2 separate regions of the Homo sapiens genome follow, and region 2 is linked to region 1. A link is an interaction called in ENCODE POLR2A ChIA-PET data of the cell type or tissue named here. Cell type or tissue: A673. All regions are shown on one strand.

Region 1 (2,500 bases):
TATCAAACTCCTGACCTCAGGTGATCTGCCTGCCTTGGCCTCCCAAAGTGCTGGGATGACAGGTGAGAACCACCGAGCCCGGCCCTATTTTTTTTGGTCCTTGTAGCCACTGGAGTCCATGTGGGGATGGTTTCTAGAGATTCCCCTCAAATAACTTTCCAAATCAAACCACGTTCATCTCCCTCTTTATCACCATACTGGGCTAAGCACTCTGGACAAACTGCTAAAATAGCTTCCTTACGGTCTCCCTGGTCCACAATTGCCTCTCTACAGTCTTTTCAAAACATCCTTTAAAAACATGTTGTATGTGTGAACAAGAGGGAACTCTGATGGAGAGAGGGCAAAATTGCTTGTGGGTAGTGAGAAAAGAGCAAGGTATTTGTATTTGTCAGTAGGAAATTCTTTTTAAGTTTCAGAATAGTTGATATAGCTGAAGGGTGCCCCCGCCATTCTATTTTTTTTTTTTTTTTTTTGAGTCGGCGTCTTGCTCTGTCACCCAGGCTGGAGTGCAATGGCGTGATCTCAGCTCACTGCAACCTCCACTTCCCGGGTTCAAGCGATTCTCCTGCCTCAGCCTTCCGAGTAGCTGGGACTACAGGCGCCCGCCACCACGCCCAGCTAATTTTTATACTTTTAATAGAGACGGGGTTTCACCATGTTGGCCAGGATGGTCTCGATCTCTTGACCTTGTGATCCGCCCGCCTCGGCCTCCCAAAGTGCTGGGATTACAGGCGTGAGCCACCGCGCCCGGCCTGCCCCCCACATTCTAAAACAGTCATCACCAAGTGAAGCTGCCAGAAAGTTAGCTCTCGTAACTAAAAGTAGCTAATAAAATGTAGTATGACTTTTTATTCCGTACTTATCCCTTTTAAATAATATATTTAAATATTATAAAGATAAAGGAAATGATGTTCTCTTTATACTGGGGAATTATGTTTTTTTTAGATTCTAAGTCCCTATCAATCATCCAAGCAATTAGTGTATGAGTTTGGAACAATCTAATAAATTTCAGGCTGGAGACACACATGATGTTGCATTTTGTTAGCATCTAAGTTCCTCCAATAAACCATAATTCTAGGCTTTGGAATATTTAAATCCTGTGTATCCAGTAACTTAAAGAACAAAGTTTGACCAAGCTTCAGAAAGTCTTCTATTATCCAGCATGTTTTCTTTGTATCGTTTTCATTCCTTTCAGTATCAAGTGATTATTCACTAGCTTAACATCATAAATTAGTTTGAAGTAGGATGTTACACAAACGACTTGGAATTTTCCACAGTCTGCTTAACTTGCAGAAATGTAAATACAGGAAATGTGGACATAAACGGATTTCCTAGGCACAACCTACCCCTAAAATAACTGTGTATACATAACAGCCTCAACAGCTTCTGAACCACAGGCAAATGAACAATTTGCTGGCCTTGTCCTCTTTACAGTTTCCAGAAAGTGCCTTATTAGCAAGGAGGCAAATCAGGTGGTGGGTGGAGCTGGGCAGGGCCCACTGCACTGCAGAAACTGTGTGGTGCAGAATGATGTGGTAGGAGCTGGGTAGAGAGACTACTGCTGCCAGGCTGGGAAGCAACTGGTTTTGCCTCTCACTCATTCTCCAGTGTACTGAATCAGGCACCCAGGCACAGTTAGGCCACCCAAATACTACTACCTCTGCCCTTGCATGATGGAATCATTTAGCTTGAGCTTAAAAAAAATAAATAAATAAAAAGAGGTTACCCACAGGGTCTCTTGGTTACCTCTTAGTGTTTACTTATCTGGATTCCAGTATCACCAGAATATGTGACTTAATATTTACTTATGTATGCTGTCCAAAAAAGCAAAAAACAAACCAACAAAAGTAAAAAATATTTACTTAATATATAAAATCAGACGTGGAAAGACATAAGAACATTTTTCATTGAGAGGTAAGAGCTATTTCATTTTTATTTTATTTTTTATTTTTTTTTTTGAGACAGAGTCTTGCTGTGTCGCCCAGGCTGGTATGCAGTGGTGCGATCTCGGCTCACTGCAACCTCCACCTCCTGGGTTCAAGAGATTCTTATGCCTCAGCCTCCTGAGTAGCTGGGATTACAGGCACCCACCACCATGCCAGGCTAATTTTTTTTTTTTTTTTTTTTTTTGTATTTTTAGTAGAGATAGGGTTTCACCATGTTGGCCAGGCTGGTCTCGAGCCCCTAACCTCAAGTGATCCACCTGCCTCGGCCTCTCAGAGTGCTGGGATTACTACAGGTGTGAGCTAATGTGCGCCCAGCCTTCTTTCATCTTTAAAATGGTAATGGGCAAACACTATTGTTCTTAAAAGTTTTGAAACGTTCACATTTTCATTTGCCTCTTGGAAAGTTTTCATGAACTATTCTTGAGCAAAATTTCAGCTAATGTAAATTGGTACTGCTTTGTCACTTAGTGGAATTTTTTTAAAATTATTTTTATGTATTTTTTATTTCCTCACCTCTTTGAATTCTACACTTAGTGTAAATAAATCACAAATTG
Region 2 (2,500 bases), 580 kb after region 1:
GTGCATGGAAATTCTGGAGCAATGTCGTGTTGAACATCACAATTCAACCTGGCACGTAACAGAGGACACTTCTAGGCTTGGCAATTACCTAGTGAACTGGATCAAAGGAAATTGCACAAATGGATTATCAAGGAAAAAAAAAGTCCCCTTGGGCATAATAAGTGAGAACCACTTTTTCATTTCTTTAAAAAATGAGGATCAGTAGCTGCAAATTATAGAATAATTATGACCCACTGTTGGATCATGTGATGTCCCACAGTTATCTTCCACAGGATATTTTAAAGGTAAAACAAGTCTGCTATTGGAAAATCACTCACCCAATGCACTCATTCATCTGCTCTGCAACAGAGAACTGGATAGAATTGCTTTATTGCCAGAAAAATAAATGAGTTCGTTCAATTAAAGGACTGGCTGGAAGCAAATAGTGGGAATTTGCCTATTCAAATAGTAGAAGGCACTTCTGATTCTTTGTCACTAGTGATTTAAAAACTATTTGTTGCCAAATCCACTGTAAGTACTGATCGCCAATACCCTCACAAGCCTCTTTCTTCCCATCTCCCTTACTGATCTCCAGACTGGTATACACAGGCCACCCTCTACCCTGCCAGTCATACACACACATACCCCACCTGCCTAGAGAGAGGCTGACATTTGGGAAGGATGAGAGAGACTTCAAGTGTGTGAGTCATCACAGGAGCTATTCAAAGCATAGTGGGTAACTGAGGTAAGCTGTCTACACTGGAGTGATATGAACCTTTAAGAATGACTCATGCTCAGTTTCCTGGAACTCTCTAAAACTCCAAAGAATTATAAGGAACAAGCATCTGGCTTTAAATCTTTCTCTGTCCTATAATATACAGTGAGATAGATGCATGGGAGCTAGATTCTTTAAGTGATCAGTTCCCACAGGAATCATTGACTTTTGCTTGTGTGTATTATTTATACGCCTTGACTTGGCTGTCTACTTTTTACTGGCTGTTGACTTTCTAATCACCTAAGAGCTATTTAAGAGATAAGTGATTCTGTACTTGTCAGAGACCCTTTTCCAGATGGTGATATCATTGATGGGTCCCGGAGAAGAACTATGCCAAAAGAGAGCAACAACAAAAAAATCAAGGTCAAGTGGCATAGAGGGCAAATCAGTATGGCATTTCAGTTTGCATTTAGAGACAGTCTGTGTATTTGCAAACAGGCCTGCCTTTAAGGGGAGTTAACCTTCTGTCTGTTCATGGTGATTTCATATTGAATGGAGACATCTAGGATATGCCCTTTAATATTTTTTTTCCCAGATCCACATGACTGGAGAGTCCTTACTATTTTACTCCAAATCACATAGCACTTAAAGCAGCCCTGCATGTGTTCCATATGTTTATATGTGCGCCCATAGGTTTTGAAAACAAAAACATCAATACCTCAGGGTTATTTTGTCCTGTCCTTTCATTGAAAGGAATGGAATAGTGAGGTGGATCATAATAGTTGAAAGAAGGCTTAGCAGGAAGTAGTTAAAGACGAATTGTTAAGGAGGAAAATTCCATCCTAGATCTGCAAAACCTGCCAAAGTCCCGCCAAAACACTATGCTTACTTTAAGGTGAGGAATCTCAGAGGCCTAGGATGGCTGCCAGATACGGGCACTCATTCAGTTATTCACACACTCCCTGCGGTTGTAAATCCACAGAGCTGTACACTTTAGACTTGAGCAGCACATTGAGAGGGAGGGCTACTTACTGAAATAAAAGCCCCTGTCTCCACACACGAACTGAAGAGCATCCACCAGCTCAGCCCCGCAGAGCGTCTCCGGTCCAGCCGTGGCAGAGCTGGTGAAGGTGAGCAGGCACAGCGCCAGGTAGAAGAGATGCGAGGAGGACATGGTGTGCATCTTCACCTGCCCAAGAAACAGAGGGAGGGTCAGGTTTCCTCCTTGATCCTTGCAAGGGGAGTGGGGTGGGACAGAAGTGCATTGACTCCCACGATTCCACGACTGTCATTAATCAGGACTACCCAGCACAGAAGCCAATAGAGTACATGAGAACCCAGAGGGAGTTGTGGATGGAGCGTGTCTCGGCATCCAACAACCTGTGTTTATTCCCCTGGCTACTGTGGATCTTTGGAGGAGTCCTCCCTGAACCCTTTCTTTATGGGTTCCTATTTCAATGAATTGAGACAAAATATCTAGAAACGTTTACTACGGAAATGAAAGATGCTATTATTACAGTGGGATCCCATATCACTCTGAGACCCTGGTAGAACTTTTGAATTATCAAAGGTTAAATTGTGCTCAGTACAGATTTGGGGCCAAATAAGTTTTGTTAATTTAAATTCTCTCAATATTGGCCATCCATAGATGGTATATGCATTCATTATTGAGCAGAATATTTTTAACCAAAACATCATTCCCTATTTTTGACTAAAAATAATTTACTATGGCCAAAAAATGGCTTTTGACAATACTATATATCATCACAGGGTTTTGTTTTTGTTTTGTTTCCTCAATATGAGAGA

Evidence for each region. ChIA-PET counts read pairs that join two places held together with the same protein. Peaks named below come from ENCODE experiments on the same cell type or tissue, not always from the same donor. Only the 100,000 strongest peaks of a DNase experiment are listed, where the experiment ranks them.
Region 2: POLR2A ChIA-PET joins it to region 1 with 5 read pairs; 3 of 35 experiments call an interaction of 5 or more read pairs at or near these places.

Annotation. Positions count from the first base shown.
Region 1 is chr12:101,890,296-101,892,795 of GRCh38, forward strand. All of the region lies in intron 1 of DRAM1 (DNA damage regulated autophagy modulator 1), which reads left to right. Among named protein-coding and RNA genes, the nearest start is that of DRAM1, 14 kb to the left of the region's middle. In A673, no CTCF peak of the experiment used is centred here; a DNase peak (open chromatin) is centred at 1,316; H3K4me3 peaks cover 484 bases; H3K27ac peaks cover 2,057 bases.
Region 2 is chr12:102,473,917-102,476,416 of GRCh38, forward strand. It overlaps IGF1 (insulin like growth factor 1), which reads right to left. Exons shown (of 4, transcript NM_000618.5): 2 at 1,727-1,883. LINC02456 (long intergenic non-protein coding RNA 2456) reads left to right here. Exons shown (of 13, transcript XR_007063427.1): 11 at 1-2,500. Among named protein-coding and RNA genes, the nearest start is that of IGF1, 5.4 kb to the right of the region's middle. RefSeq lists enhancers at 1,335-1,836, 1,837-2,336. In A673, no CTCF peak of the experiment used is centred here; no DNase peak of the experiment used is centred here.